2 separate regions of the Mus musculus genome follow, and region 2 is linked to region 1. Evidence: chromatin loops called from intact Hi-C (ENCODE). Cell type or tissue: gastrocnemius. All regions are shown on one strand. Each heading gives the region's core, and the rest is flanking DNA. Links, peaks and the distances in the headings are about the cores only. Region 1 holds the start of Smim8 (small integral membrane protein 8). Region 2 has its middle 11 kb from the start of Platr9.

Region 1 (8,193 bases), core at 3,608-6,107:
CACTTGCCCTTCCATAGCAGCCTGAGGGAAGACAACCATTCCTTTCTTACTATCTCCTCCAACCACTTAGCCCAGCTCATACTCCTCTCAGCCTCTCTGTTATCCTTCATGACCCCCAAAGTCTGAAGCCCTCCCCTGTCCAATGGCAGCCATTTCTACCTGTTCTCAGCCCAGTCGGCACCCTCCAAATGAGGACAGGACCTGCTACCTCCTTAATCTAAACACTTCTCTATCTAGTTAAACCCAAATGTGTCTTTTGTCTTCTGGTTCGGTTTTGCTTCCAGGTATCATTTCCACCACATAATGCAGGGAAGTAGAGAAAGCAATGTCCCCAGAGACTCAAGTTAACCACACAGGGGAAAGACTGCAGCTTCATGCGCAGTAAATGTTATGAAGATTTAAACATTCCTACTCAGGTACTGGTGCTTTGTACACGAATTCTTGGCCATTAACTCTTCTGTTTCACAGGAATGAAAAGCAATATTTTTGCAACTTTATGGTTATGGAGAAAACTAGGCGCTCAGTATTTAAAAATAGCTGCAGCTATCACTATTCACTGCCAGCACTTAACTGGGTTAATAACGTGCTAAGAACATCAGTTTACAAGGAAAGAATTTCTCATTTTCTACATCTGTCAAATAAAGGTTGTTTATTTGTTGGTTTTTCCACATATGCTATGGTTATTACTGTCAAGACCTCTTCGCTCGTAATTCCAGACTTTCTGATTCCACCTTAGAACAGAGTAGGATTCACTAACTCTTGAGAGTTAAGTTGTTCCCTATAGCCAGTCTCAACCTGTGGTCATAATCCCTTGGGGTTAAACAACTCTTTCACAGAGGTTGTTGAGACCATTAGAAAGCACTGATATTTATATTATGATTCACAACAGTAGCAAAGTTACAGTTATGAAGTAGTAACAAAAATAATTGTATGGCGGAGGGTCACCACAACATGAGGAACTGCACTAGGACGGGTGAGAGCCACCACTTTAGATCCTTAATTTGGGACACCAGTGATGGTCAGCAACTGAGGGCAGAACCTATTCAAATACTCCCACTGAGTGCTGTCTTCCTGTAGATGAAGCTTGAAGCTCTCACAGGAACCATCCCTGCTTTCTACCATTTCCTATACAGATGACTTTATTGACCACTGGATCTCAGCAACCATGTGAATGGTTGTATAAGCGCTCATTTTTTTTCCTCCTCTAAAATTTGAGTTTTCCCCTACCTGGTTTGAAAAGTGAATTTTTATTGTGTGAATTAAACTTTGATTTGAAGCTTGCTATTAAAAACAAAAACAAAACAAAACAACAACAACAACAAAAGATCAAAGAGGAGAGTTTAAGAGCACTGACTGCTCTTCCAGAGGTCTTGAATTCAATTCCCAGCAACCACATAGTTGTAATGAGATCCGATGCCCTCTTCTGGTGTGTCTGAAGACAGCAACAATGTATAAAATAATATATAAAATAAATACACACATACATAAAATAAATATTTAATATATAATAAATAATGAAATAAATCTTAGAAAGAAAGAACAAAAGCTTTTCATATAAGAGAAAGTCCTTGTCTGTCTCTTTGCTCCACAGAACTTTGCATGTGTAGGAAGAATGTAGTCTTGGTTCTTTCTTCACATCTAAATTACCAGTAAGTACTGTGTGAGAAAACAAACTGCAACTGCAACGAGTGAACTTGTAATCTAGAAGGAGAAGTTCACTGGCTCTTTTCAAGGAGTCTAGAACTAAACCTAAGTTCCATTCTGAAAAGCTGCAGAACTAACCACAAGTTCAAGGCACAGCAATAACTTATCCTGACACTACCACTTGAATGAAATGATACCTTCAGGTGAGCTTCCATTTGAACATCCTAAATATTCCCTTCGCTCTCTTCAGCTTCTGCCCTTTTGTTGTTGCCATCTGTCACTGAGGTAGCTTGCTCTTATTCATTTGCATACAGTTAGCCAACCTCTAGTTGTACCTTTCTTGTGTTAAAGGCTACACACTACAGTGGGGATGATGGGACACTGTCTTTGCACTACTCTTAAATAATTTGGTGATTAACCCATGTGCATCTGTTTGCAAAATATTTTTTTAAGATTTATTTATTTTATGTATATGAGTACACTGTAGCTGTACAGATGGTTGTGAGCCATCATATGGTTGCTGAGAATTGAACTCAGGATCCCTGCTGGCTCCAACCCTGCTCGCTCTGGCCTCAAGATTTATTTTATTATTATATGTAAGTACACTGTAGCTGTCTTCAGACCAGAAGAGGGCATCAGACCTCATTCCGGATGGTTGTGAGCCACCATCTGGTTGCTGGCATTTGAACTCAGGACCTCTGGAAGAGCAGTCAGTACTCTTAACCGCTGAGCTATCTCTCCCTGTCAGCTGTACGATCTGTCCAAGCGCCTGTATTTCTGTCTTCCTTTCCCATCACACTTCTTTCTTATCTACTAATGATCAAGAACATGAGCGGGCATGCCACGAACAGAATTTCTCATACTTGTTTAAAATGATAAGCTACACTTATGTCATATGTTGCTCTATAATAGGATGTTTTTTATTTTGCTCTGCCTTTCTTCCTTGTGCGGGGAAAGGGTATACCTCAAGACAAAAGAGCAGGTCTATGAAATCATGACACAATATAGAAGTCCAAACAAAGTCAGGGCTAGCCATCTTTTAATGTGTGTATGTGTTTCCTCCTCTACTGTACCAAAATTAATATTTAGAGGGATGATCCACAATATATTTGAGAAGCAACACTTGAAAACTTACTAGTTAGGCTAAAGAGACAGCCTAGCAGTTAAAAATACTTGTTTCCCTTGTAGAAGACTAGGGACAGTTCCCAGAGCCCACATGGTGGCTACAACTGCCTGCAATTCTAGTTCCAGGGGTCCAATGCTCTCTCCTGGCCTCCATGGGTACCAGACACGCACATGGTGCATATATATACACACACAGACAAATACTTATTCACACAAAATAAGCACCAGACCCCACTCCTCCCTGAGGAACTATTAGCAGTTAACTAGTGAGAACGTGCCATCTCCCTCAGTGGTATACCCATTGATAAACTGTTCTTGCTCTGGTAGATAACTTTATGCACACAGGGAGGTTAGGGGGGAGGGAGGAAAGAGGGGCCTGTTGGGAAGAAGAGGTTGGACTGGTGGACTCGTGGGCAATGAGGGAGAAAACACTGAAGCTCATTATATAAACACTTGATAACTGTCAGACGATATATTGTTACTAATTAGCAGTGCTGAGGGCCTGCATCAATCCCCAGCATCATATAAAACCCAGGCTGTGGTATGTCCATAAAACTCCCAGTGCTGGGGTGGGGGAGGCAGGCTCATCTCTGGGGCTCTCTGACCAGTCAGCCCTTTGGGATCAGTAAGTCCCAGGTCCCAGTGAGAAACTCTGTCTCAGAAAACAAGGTACGTGGCCCTTGAGGAACATCATCAGGCTGACCTCTGGCTTCTACACACATACTGCACATGTGTGCATGTGAACGAATGAACTATCCGTGTCTGTACACACCAAATTCACTAGAACAAGATTGGCATAGCTACCTATATTATATTGTATGGGGAAGTATGAAGATATAAACAATGAGAACTGGTTTAGGAAAAGCACTCTATTTTCAAATATATAGAGAACTGCCTCAAATGGACCAAACATTCAACGATAGTATAGATACTCTTGTTATTATGTTTCACATACTATACTCTTTTAGTGCTTAAGAAAGTAAAAGTCCGGAGTAGGACACCTTCAATAGTTTAGATTAATATGAGAAACTTTGAGAAAGAATCAGGGCTTTATAGCTTGAGGGAACTAAGTAAGCTTAATCTCAACTCTGGTGCTTCTAAAGGAATTTTTTTTTTTTTTTTTGAGTAAGTGACAACTCTGATTCCACCTTAATAAAAGGAATGATATTATACACTGCAATATTACAGATGTGTATTTAACATTGTTAACATTCTTAAAAGGAAAGATGTTAACAAAATAGCGGTCATCCTACAGATAGTGTGCAACCTTCCTACCTTCGATGCCTTTTCACTACTAGGGTAGGATAATCCAATTCTTCCCATTGTAGTGGACTCCTATTCCATCAGCATCTTTTTCCAAAACTGATTTTTGAGGAAAGTGTTTTGCATTTATAAAGTACTACCAGACGCAGGACCCTAAGATAAGCCCAGCACTAGAGAGGCAGAGGCAGGCGGATCTCTCTGAGCTCCAGGCCAGCTTTGTCTACAGAACGAGTTCCAAGACAGCCAGCCCCCTGTCTCACAGTGGGGAAATGAGATCGCTTAGATTTTAAAAAATAAACTCTATCGTTTTTACTGTAAAATATAACTTTAAAGTGAAAAAAGAAAAACACCACACACAAAACCCACTTTCCACCTCGTAATTTACCCCACTCATGGATTGGGGAAAGAGTGTCACTGTGGCAAGGACCTGAAGGCTGTAAAGCTTTTCAGACCGCGGTCAGATACCCAGGCTCCTACGGAGCTCAGTATAAATCTTCATAAACAAGTGTGAAAACTTGTGTGGTCGGCGGGCAGGCTTCCCGGCAACCTACCCTAGCATCTTCTGCAAACCACAACCCTCCCCTTCGAGGGCTGGCGGAGCCTGACCTTGGGCAATTGGGAAGCCGGGGAAGCTTCAGCTCGGACGCCGCCAGGCTCAGAGACTTCCGGCGTCCCGTGCGAACGCCCGCTGCTGGACTTTCCTTCCGGTTCGCCCGGTGCGCGCCCAACCAGTGCGCGTTCCCGCCGGGGCTCTAAGAGCCGCACCACAGCGCCATCTATGCTCCGGAGGCCGTAGAGCAGGGGTCCGGGCCGAGCCCTGGCATTGGAACTGCAGGAGCCCTTGGCTTTGGAACCCAGATGAGCAGTCTGGTTTGATTTCTTGGGGCCTTTGACTTTCAGCCTCTCACATTCAAATAAGCTTTCGTTTCGTGGGTTTCATGTATATTTATATAAAGAGATATCCAGAATTGGAAATGGGACCTAATGGCACTTAATGGAAATGGAAAGATTCAGGCTAGAATCCAGCTGCCTCCAAGAGAAGGAAGTGCAGTATCGCCAAAAAGGAGTCTGGGGCTTTATAGGGTGCTTTTAGTTGAGCAGTGGTGTGGCAGAAGAGCTTTAAGAGAAAAGGGACTGGAATTAGAAGTTTTACATGTGGTGGTGAAGGGTTCGAGTCTTTAGAACCGGGACTGTGGTCAGTCTAGCCGTTCTGAGACAGGGATCATCTACCATCACTTGTGTAAAAAAAAAAAAAAAAAAACACATTCAAATTGATCAGAGATTACTAATCAGAGTTTCCCAAATTAGATCTCCAGGGGTTAAAGAGACTTCTCACGGGATCTCTGATAGCACTGACGATTTTGTTTTTCACATAGATATTAATAGTTCGCTTATATTTAATTTCAAAAATCATACATTATCAGTATTTTCTCAAACACGGGTTTTTTTTTTTTAAGTAATATAAGTCCTAGCCTTATTTTACGAGGACATCAAGCCAAAGTATATGATATAATTAATGGATTATCAGTTGACAAATGTGAACATTGTTTGTGGTAATTTTCAAAACCAATCCTACTCTCTCTTTTCTATGGCCTCCCATCCTGACTCCTGAGTTGTCCTGTGAAGGCTAAAGGTATATTTTAAGTTTAAATTATTGTGTGCTTTAGGCATAAAACAGAAATGTCTCTAAACTGTAAGCCCCTCTTGGCAAGAACAGATAGCTTCTTGGAATGCTGGGAGCTGTTGCTCCTGTAAGACAACAAGCCACTTGTTTTCACTTCTGTAAACAAGGCTGGTTGTCTCAGCTGCACAGGATGTGCACACATAGGTGGGAGGTGTAGGCAGGAAATATGTCAGGATGTATACTTGCCCCTGATTACATAAAAGTGGGATGTATATAGCCTTGTCAGTTTTGATTGTATACGCTTCTGACTAATGTAATTTGTTACTCTGGGATTCCTGGATATGGCCTTGGGCAGTGTCCCTTGTCCTGGCCAGTATTTAATAAAGCCTGCTTAGCTCAAAAATTGTGATAGTAGTCTTATTCTTGCCTTGTGGGATTAACAGTCCTTGTGATTTATTTCGGGTAGTATCATATATATATATATATATATGTTGTTTATATATGTCTATGCGTGAGTTTTCTATCTGATGCCTTTGGAGGCAGAAGAGGGCATGGAATTCCTGAACTAGAGTTAAAGACAATTGTGAACCTGCCCAGGGCCAGCCCTGGAAGATCTTCTTTCATGTTCTGGCTCTCCTTGAGCATTAGCAGTGATAAGATTTGGTCTTAGAAGGCACTTAGGGTTACTATATAATAATAATACGTTTTCCTATCTCAATTATAAGTCACTGTGCTTCAGTAGCTAACCTGCCTTCTGAGATCTTCTGAGGTGAGCAACTGTTTTGCACCTCATCCTAAAACAGGAGGAGATTAAGTAAAGTGGCCTTTGTTCTATCTCCAGCAGGAACTGCACAGCTTTAACTTTCATCCTGCTAGTTGAAGTCACAGGAAGAAAAAAGGGACACTTTGGAAAGTGATTTGAGCATTTATTTCTAAGTTGTAAAAAGTTTCCGATGAAAGCTTTCTGAGAAAAAGGGGGAAACAGGCTTGTAAAAAGGGGGGTAGGTGGGTAAGGGATCTAGGAAAAAGGCAGGATGTAAAAAAGTGGGACAAAGAGAATTGCTAAGAGAAGTGAGACAAGGAGAACTGCTCCCTTCTCTTTATCCTCAGCACTTATTTACATCTTTCAGAATACATGATCCCATGGTAAAAAGTTCAGCACAAGTTTACACAAAATTCAAACCATAAATCGAATAAGTTTACAACAGAGAATGTTTACATGCATATCCATTAGTAGTAATTATCTGGCTAAACATTCGTCACCTGCCACAGCTACACAGGTTCATGGAGAGTTAAAAACCATAACTTAAGTTATTAGTGAAGCTTTGTATAGATAAACTCAGTCAATATTTCATTTTCTGTTCTAGCACTTATAACAAATTGTCAATTCTCTTTATATGACCTTTGGTTAATGGTTTTACAGTCTTTTAAAAATAACTGAGAATTCCAACTTTTTTTTTTATTTTATTTTTTTTTTAAAGATTTATTTATTTATTATATGTAAGTACACTGTAGCTGTCTTCAGACACACCAGAAGAGGGCGTCAGATCTCGTTACGGATGGTTGTGAGCCACCATGTGGTTGCTGGGATTTGAACTCCAGACCTTTGGAAGAGCAGTCGGGTGCTCTTACCCACTGAGCCATCTCACCAGCCCGAGAATTCCAACTTTTAACACTATAAAAGCTTTCAGTAAAACAGATCAAGCAACAGTTTCTCATGGCTGGGGTTAAATAAGAAAGATCTAATCACAAATCTTTATGATGTGTGATCATTGAAAGAAATACAAAATATGAACTGTTTTTATCAAATACTATAAAACTTGTGTTTAGGACTCAGGACAAAGAAGTAAAATCTTTTATCTCCCCCAACCTTTTAAGACTTTTATGCAAATGTTTTGAGACTTCTTTATTTCCCATGTGCCAATTCTTTTCAGACTACACAGTTGAAAGAGATTATGAGGTTGGACCCCATTAGTTGGGGAAAGACTCACCTGGGTTCTGATAAAAAGCAAGTGCACCTCTCCTCTCAATGAAGAATAAAGTTTGCCTGGTCCAGGCACTTCAGTTGCAGTGGTGATTTCTGGAACCTGAAACATACTTCTAACATCATTGCAAAGACGGTTGACTGGGCAGTTTTATTGTAATGCGATGGCATTTGTTCTGAGAAGGTATTTCCTGAGACTCGAAAAAAGAACAGGAGCTTTTGGGAAGATTAGAATCTCCATTTACTTGCTTTAAACTCTATCATTTTAGGGCGTTAAACAAGAAACTGAGCCGCTGAGCCACACAATGTTTGATGAAGTATAACAGCATTCTGAAAAGTGTTCAATGATGCCTCTAAAAAAGAAACACCCACCCACCACCAGCCACAAACCCTCTGGAAAGTCTCAAGTTCAAACACATCACCTTCGCCCTTGATCTTCTGCACCCCATCTCCCCCACCTCTTCTCCTCTTCCTCCTTTCATTTGAAAACTTGGACGCTTCCCTTAAGTAACATGGATGTTGGACTAAGACAGACAGTGTTAAAGGCAAGGCT
Region 2 (8,193 bases), core at 2,757-5,256, 140 kb after region 1:
GGAACCCTGTCGGCTACACAAGCTAAGGATTTACTTATTAGCATTGGTGTAGATCCTAATGGACAAGAATCATGTGCGTCCAGGCACCTTCATTAAGGGCATCCAGGAAGTCATGACAATGAAGACTTCCTTAATTTAAAGACCCTGAAACAGCATACTAATTATATTCTTTGTTTGTTTGTTTGCTTGCTTTTGTTTTTCGAGACAGAGTTTCTCTGTATAGCCCTGGCTGTCCTGGAACTCACTTTGTAGACTAGGCTGGCCTTGAACTCAGAAATCCGCCTGCCTCTGTCTCCTGAGTGCTGGGTCTAATTACATTCTTGAAAAGCACTCAGTTACCGTAAAGATAAAGTGTTAAGCCGTTTTCTAGGTGTTAGTTAGAAAATAACAATTTGTGGCAGCTTCTTCCAGAATGAAAACAGATACACCATAGTGAAGTAACTTCATCTTCCTTCAAGGCCAGTGACGTTTCTAAATGTCAGATAGCTAGTGTGCTATTTCAAGTTTGCTTTTAATATCTTTATCTTTGGAGGCGGGAAGTCACTCTGTAGAGGGCTCGCCTAAAACTTACAGAAAGTATATATCATAAAGAAAAGTTAGGGAGCTAAGAGAAGAAAGAAAGAAAGAAAGAGAGAGAGAGAGGGAGGGAGGGAGGGAGGGAGGGAGGGAGGGAGGAAGGAAGGAAGGAAGGAAGGAAGGAAGGAAGGAAGGAAGGAAGGCAAGCCGATTCCTGGTCAGCCCAGATGTGATCAAGTTTCTGTTGGCATGCCTTCCCCATCATAAACTCAAATTAATCCTGTCTCCTTCTGGTTATCCGAAGTTGCTTGCTACATCTTGTATCGGTCTGGAAGGGATGCGACCCTCTAAACCGACTGTGGTACTGTGCCCTCCAGCAGGGGCCCCAGGCTATCACTCTGCTCAGCAAAGAGACAAGCACCATATTCCCATTGCACCTGCGTGCCAGAGGGAGAAGACCCAGAAGGAGTTTGTCTAGCTTGCAGTTACACCGTGGGAGTCACAAACTGAACTGGACCCAAAAGAAACTTTTGTTGTGATTGTGGAAAGAGCAAGTTAAAAAATTCGGAATGCAAATTGTTTCCTGACAAATGGACGGTGGTAACTTCTTGTAACAGTACAGTAAACACAGTTTCTTTGGATTATACCGCGTTTGTAAGGGACGCCATTCTGATCCCGAGGTAAGGTTCTAGACGAGATGAATCAGTTATGTCTGTGAGGACCGGCTCCATGACAGGCATCTTGGTGCTATTCCCCCCTGAGAGTCGGGGTGTCCAAGAGATGGTATAGCAGGCTTGTATGAACCACTGTTCTTCCTTGCACTGCCCAGTTGGCAGTTACCAGAATATCTGCTACTGTTTGTTAACAAGATGGGCGATCAAGAAGTTATGAAGCCTTGAAAATAGAGGTCACCCGGATAACACCCTAGAAGAGGATGTTCTAGAATATGCTGGCAAGGAAGTTGAAGCTGTGCAGAATGATGAACCCTGTACCAGCTCGGGTTCTGAATCGGACCTCCAGACAGTGTTTAAGAAGTACAATGCCTGGGGGAGGGGAGGGCTGATATTGGCATGTAAAGGGAATAAATAAATAAATAAATAAATGGAAAGAAAGAATGAAAGGGAGGAAGGGGGAGAGGGAGGGAGGAAGGGAGGGGGAAGGAGAGAGAGAGAGAGAGAGAGAGAGAGAGAGAGAGAGAGAGAGAGAGAGAAAGGAAAGGAAGAAAAGATCAAAACTGAGTTGCAGACTTTGGGCGCGCCAAGCTAAGCACTCTGAAGAAACATGCCACCTATTGGCCCCTGAGCAGGCGCCGCAGGCTGTGCACCTGACGAGACTCTAAGCCAATGCACGGAGAGCTAGATGTCCTGTTCCTGACAGGACATCTAGCTCATGGAACAAAGGCAAGAGTGACCAGGCAACTTAATAGACACCCTTAGTGCCAGGCAGTGGTGGCGCACGCCTTTAATCCCAGCACTTGGGAGGCAGAGGCAGGCGGATTTCTGAGTTCGAGGCCAGCCTGGTCTGCAGAGTGAGTTCCAGGACAGCCAGAGCTATACAGAGAAACCCTGTCTCGAAAACACCAAATATGAAAAGAAAAAAAAAAAAAAAAGACACCCTTAGCAGCACTAGTAGAGTCCACCAAGTGGAGCTCAGTTGTGAATACTAAACTTAAAGAGTATCTGAAGAGATTTACGGAGGTGCGGTTGTTAGAGAGGACACGCAGCAATTTGAAGAATTTCAATCAAAAAAGAGAAGGAGAGTGGATGAGCCGCAGTATTACTGCAGCTAGGGTGAGTACCATGTTTCCTCAGTTAGGTTGTCCTGAATAAAAAGACCTTGGTCTGGAGAAAGCAAATTCCTTCCTTCCTTCCTTCCTTCCTTCCTTCCTTCCTTCCTTCCTTCCTTCCTTCCTTCCTTCCTTCCTCTCTCTGTTTTCTCTTCTCTTCTCTTCTCTTCTCTTCTCTTCTCTTCTCTTCTCTTCTCTTCTCTTCTCTTCTCTTCTCTTCTCTTCTTTTCTTTTCTGCAGTTTGTTCCATGACTCCCAAGCCTGCTCAGGGAATCCTCTTGCTGCTTTCTGAGGTTTGACCATGGCTTAGAAGGGACTAGGGAGCTTTTCTCTGGACCAACCTTCAGAGTGGGAGACTGATGCTTCTGGTTCTGATGTTCTGGTATTGATGTCTGATGTAGGCAGGATGCAGGAAGCCTTTGTTCTGAGCTTCATGATGATTTTAAAGTGAAAACTCCCACTGTTCTGCTGGTGCACCAATGTCATCATTAGTACGGTGATGCTCCTGGGACTTTCGGGGAACCCACCCACGTATGAGTCCCTTTGCTGTTGCCTAAAAATAACCAGAATCCACCCTGCCACCTGTGGTGGATAACAGACTAAGGATTCCAGAAAAAGCTCTCAGCTGCACACATGTTGAGTTTTTGTGTGTAAACAGTGTGCACAGCCATTATCCTCCTTATCAAAGTCTTCTGAAGATTCTATGGGATGCTGTATTGGGGGAAGGAAGAAGCTCTTGGATGCTGTAAAATGTCTTGAGCTCCCCCAGTCTACTCGGAAAACATCTTTTGATCCACAAAGAGTCCTAAGTTGCACTCTCAGGTACAACTTAAGTGAGGCACACAAAAGCCATTTTAGGCTGCATGTTGGTGTCAGTAATTTTGTATACATGAGTTCCCGGACAGGATGAAGTAGCCTACATCATCTTATTAGGCCTCCATAAATGGCAGGGCTGATTCTTCTTCTTCTTCTTCTTCTTCTTCTTCTTCTTCTTCTTCTTCTTCTTCTTCTTCTTCTTCTTCTTCTTCTTCTCCTTCTCCTTCTCCTTCTCCTTCTCCTTCTCCTTCTCCTTCTCCTTCTCCTTCTCCTTCTCCTTCTCCTTCTCCTTCTCCTTCTCCTTCTCCTTCTCCTTCTCCTTCTCCTTCTCCTTCTCCTCCTCCTCCTCCTCCTTCTGATTTATTTATTTTATGTATATATGAGTACACTGTAGCTGTACAGGTTTCTGTAAAATCCAAATAAAACCAATTAAAAAACAGCTTGTGGTACCTTCTTCCAGGATGAAAATATACCAGTCATAATTGAGTAACATCCTTTTCCTTCAAGGTCAGTGACTTTCCTACATTTTCAGATATCTAGTGTGCTGATTAAAACTTGCCATTAATATCTTTTTTTTTGTTTGTTTTTTGCTTATTTTTAAAGTTTTTTTTAAAGATTTATTTATTATATGTAAGTACACTGTAGCTGTCTTCAGACATCCCAGAAGAGGTCATCAGATTTCATTACAGATGGTTGTGAGCCACTATGTGTTTGCTGGGATTTGAACTCAGGACCTTTGGAAGAGCAGTCAGTGCTCTTAACCGCTGAACCATCCTTCCAGCCCTTGTTTCTTGTTTTTGAGTCAGAGTGTTTCTCTGTAAAGGGGTTGCTTAAAAATTACAGGAAGTATACATTGTAAAAAAAAATTAGGGAAACAGGTACACACACACACACACACACACAGAGAGAGAGAGAGAGAGAGAGAGAGAGAGAGAGAGAGAGAGAGAGAGAGAGAGACAGAGAGAGAATGAATGAGGGTTTGACTAAGGAAACCACAGGACTTTCTGTGCTTCATGGTCCTCCTTCCCATGCTGAGGGGAGCTTGTGCCACCTTGTGTTCATTGTACGCAACAACTACAGATTAGGTTTCTGATTGTTGGTTCAGTGCCTAGCCAAGAAAAACTAGGAGCTTCTCTGTCAGATAAATGAATGTAGGAACATAGAATTCATGCTCCCAGACCGCAGTCATTCAAAATGGCTCAAGATCAAACTATATTCTAGTCTCTTTTAAGATGAGTGTTGTAGGCTATCTACTAGAGAAGACTCATCAGATGTGGATTTAAGCCAACACAAAGTGTGTATTAGCCAGCAGGTGACTACACCGGGCGTTTGGGATCCCAGTGCAGCCCCAAGCCTTCCTTAGGGGGAGCTATTAAGCACAAAACCATGTTCTGGGTTGACATCCTTCAGTTAACAAGAACAGTTAGCCAGAAGCGGAAATACAAAGTCAGAAGGCAAGGTTAGTTCATTTAGAGACTTTCACAGAACTGTGGACGTTGATGGATTAGGCCTCTGTTTTAGTTTTGACTGAGATGGTGTCGTCAGCATGCTGAGTTTTACAACCTGAATGGCTCTTCCATCATGGAGTCACTGGTGCCAACGTCTGGAACGTGTTATACAGTAGGCGCTGTTGGTTCTGTGTTGACAATATTGATTCTGCAACATGGGACTTACGGAACTATCCACTTTTCACTGGTAGAATCACCAGAATGGAAGCTAGGAATAAACCCACTGAGTTGAGACCATCTGATGTCATTTCTTCAGATAGACTGTTGAGTTCTTTTTGGGGATTCAGACCTCTATTGGTTTGACCAGCTGTCTATTTGTTTATTCTGAGCTGCTTAAAAAAGACTCTACCTAGATAAATAATTTTTTTTTGTTCTGCTTTCAAAGCACTTGGCTTAAAGTATCTGGTTTGAACACATTTTGGTCTTGACATTTGGTCTTGCTTGCTTGCTTGTAGATCTCTAAAGGCATTTTTGGTCTGTTTTGCTTGTTCTCAGAACTTCTTTGCCTTTGGAACTTTGAAGGTATCTTTTTTTTTTTTTTTTTTGGTTTTTCGAGACAGGGTTTCTCTGTATAGCTCTGACTGTCCTGGAACTCTGTAGACCAGGCTGGCCTCGGAACTCAGAAATCCACCTGCCTCTGCCTCCCGAGTGCTGGGATTAAAGGCGTGTGCCACCACACCCGGCTTGAACGTATCTTGTTTCTGTTTTGTTTGTCTTGGTTTTTGTTGTATTTAAAATTGATTTATTGTCATTTGGCCTTTGTTTCCTGACGCACCTCAAATTCGTAAATTTTCAGCTTCTTCTCCTGTGACCTCTCCAAGCTTTTACTTTAGGGATTGTATGAGCAACTGATGATAATGACTCTGAAGACAAGAAACAGTTGTTCCCTCCCACCCAGAACTGTGGCGGTGTCAAGGGGAGCAACACGTGACCTGCAGTGACCTCACAGGGAAGCATAACAAACATACCCATTCCTGGGTCAGAAGGAAACTACATATGGGGGATTGGTCACCCCCTGTCTTGAGCTCTTTCACATTTGCAAAAACCTGCAGGAAATTCCTAAGACTCAGTGGGAGAAGAGGTCTCCTGGTAAAGGCAGAGAAAGTTGATCCAAACCCAGCACATAAAACTGACCCAAAACAAGTATTCCTTGGCTAGCATAGTTAGATCACTAGGCAGGAAAAAGAAGCACACACACACACACACACACACACACACACACGCACAAATGCATCCACATGTGGCAGGCATGCAAACAGAGAACAAGGCTTCGAGAAAGAAGGAGATGCATTTAGAGATAAACTGCCGTCAGATATCATAGCTGACTTTATATGTAATAATTATTAACATGAGAGTATTTGGGCAATTTTAACATTTACTACATCCAAATTGGTTTACCTTGCATGCTTAACAAAATCCTAGAATTAAGGTTGTTATGGGTTATAGGCTTAAGCTTGGGGCTAGAGTTAGAAGGTTAGGTTAGGGGTTAATGTTAGGATTAGGGTTAGTGACTAGGATTTCGGGTTAGGGTTCGACAGAGAAAGAATGAAGCTGATAGCATGGAGTCACCTTCAGGGTTGTGGTTAGGGTTAGGGGTTAGTGTTGGGGTTGTAGTTAGCTTTGAGAGATTTAGGGTTAGGGTTATTGGTTAGTTAGGGTTAGAGTCAGTGGGTTAGGGTTAAGCTTTGGGTTATGAAGTTTGGATATGATTTGGGGAGAATTGAGGTCAAATAATCATATTTTATATCAATTTAAACATGTTTTAACTCCAACCAATTGTTTGTGCTAAATGTTCATCTTAGCTGGAGTGATGTCTCATTGAGTAAGACCATTCTACTCTTACTGAAGACCCAGTTTCAGTTCTCAGCACCAAAATGGAAGCTCACCCCATCTGAAGCACCAGTTAAGGGATCCCACTACCTCCTCCGTTTGTGGTAATGAAGTATCCTTGTGGTACACATACATACATTCAAGTAGAACATACATTCACATAAAAGTAACTAAAAAAAAAAAAGACATCACCCACATGATTCTAGTGCCTTCAGAAATGAGTTTCTGGTGTCTGAAGGCATGAGGTCAAAGTCAATTAAAAACAGTTCTTAAAACAATAGTGTATGGCCAGGAGTCATGAATGTTTCAGCCTTCCTGGATCAGTCCTCTACATTCAAGGAAAGATTAAAGCAGATTGCATGAATGACTGATGGAGTTACCTACAGGGCTGTGAAATCAGCTGAGATGTCAACCCTGCCCTTGCCTAGTCCTCCCGGGTAGATTACTCTCCCAATTCCTCCCCCTCCTCCATACCTGTGGCACTCAGCCAACTCCTCTCACTGTTGTAAAATCAATCACTAAACTCTGAAGAACGTGTACCACACACTGACACAACACATATGCACATGTTGACCTGATGTCGTTTCTTGTTTTTATGTTTTTTGTTTTGTTTTTGTTTTTCAAGACAGGGTTTCTCTGTGTAGCCCTGGCTGTCCTGGAACTCACTCTGTAGACCAGGCTGGCCTTGAACTCAGAAATCCGCCTGCCTCTGCCTCCCGAGTGCTGGGATTAAAGGCATGTGCCACCACTGCCCCGGTGTCATTTCAAGTTGTGTCTTATTCCTTGCTGGCTGCTCAACACTTGAAGCTTGATCTCTCTTACAGGATGGCATATTTTTTGTTAGAAGATCTCTAAAACAAGAGACAGTTGTTCTTATTTGGAGCAGAAGTGGTTCAGGGTTTCTGAACATATGTTTCCTATTCTTTCCAAGTGTGGTTCTGGTGGGTAACATTCACCAGAACCGAAATCAGAAATTAGGATTTGTGTATACGATGGTTTGAATATGTGTAGCTTAGGAAGTGGCACTATTAGGATGTGTGGCCTTATAGGAGTAGGTGTGGCCTTGTTGGAAGAAGTGCATCATTGTTGGTGTGAACTTTAAGACCCTCCTCCTAGCTCCCGAGAAGCCAGTCTTTCCCCGTTTGCCTTCGGAACAAGATGTAGAGCTCTCAGCTCCTCCTGCACCATGCCTGCCTGGATGCTGCCATGTTCTAGTCTTAATGATAATGGACTGAACCTCCGAACCTGTAGCCAGCTACAATTAAATGTTGTCCTTATAAGAGCCTTGGTCGGGCTGGTGAGATGGCTCAGTGGGTAAGAGCACCCGACTGCTCTTCCGAAGGTCAGGAGTTCAAATCCCAGCAACCACATGGTGGCTCACAACCATCCGTAACAAGATCTCTCTTCTGGAGTGTCTGAGGACAGCTACAGTGTACTTGCATATAATCAATAAATAAATCTTTAAAAAAAAAAAGAGCCTTGGTCATGGTGTCTGTTCATATCAGTAAAACCCTAAGACAGTGTACTAACTCAAAAGTTACATTCATTTGCAACTTGTAGTTAAAGTGAGAGTAATTGGGTTCCCAGGAAATAAGGATTTTTAAAGTACAGAGGTAAGGATAATTTTACTTGAATATTTTACATCATAGGGAATATTTTAATAGTGTTTTGACTTCTCAAATAATCATTTGACCTTGAAGCCTAGTTTGTTTGTTTGTTTGCTTTTCTTTTTTCCAG

What was found. Hi-C counts contacts between places; a loop is a spot of excess contacts. Peaks named below come from ENCODE experiments on the same cell type or tissue, not always from the same donor. Only the 100,000 strongest peaks of a DNase experiment are listed, where the experiment ranks them.
Region 2: a loop joins it to region 1, with 7 times the contacts of the local background. A loop is called at or near these places in 21 of 42 quality-filtered maps.

Annotation. Positions count from the first base shown.
Region 1 is chr4:34,773,641-34,781,833 of GRCm38, forward strand. Smim8 (small integral membrane protein 8) reads right to left here and starts at 4,726. Exons shown (of 3, transcript NM_001330757.1): 1 at 4,639-4,726. In gastrocnemius, for the core only: a CTCF peak has its summit at 4,823; a DNase peak (open chromatin) is centred at 4,763; H3K4me3 peaks cover 1,606 bases; H3K27ac peaks cover 1,183 bases.
Region 2 is chr4:34,918,216-34,926,408 of GRCm38, forward strand. It overlaps the pseudogene Gm12361. Among named protein-coding and RNA genes, the nearest start is that of Platr9, 11 kb to the left of the region's middle. In gastrocnemius, for the core only: a CTCF peak has its summit at 4,179 (motif pointing left); a DNase peak (open chromatin) is centred at 4,174.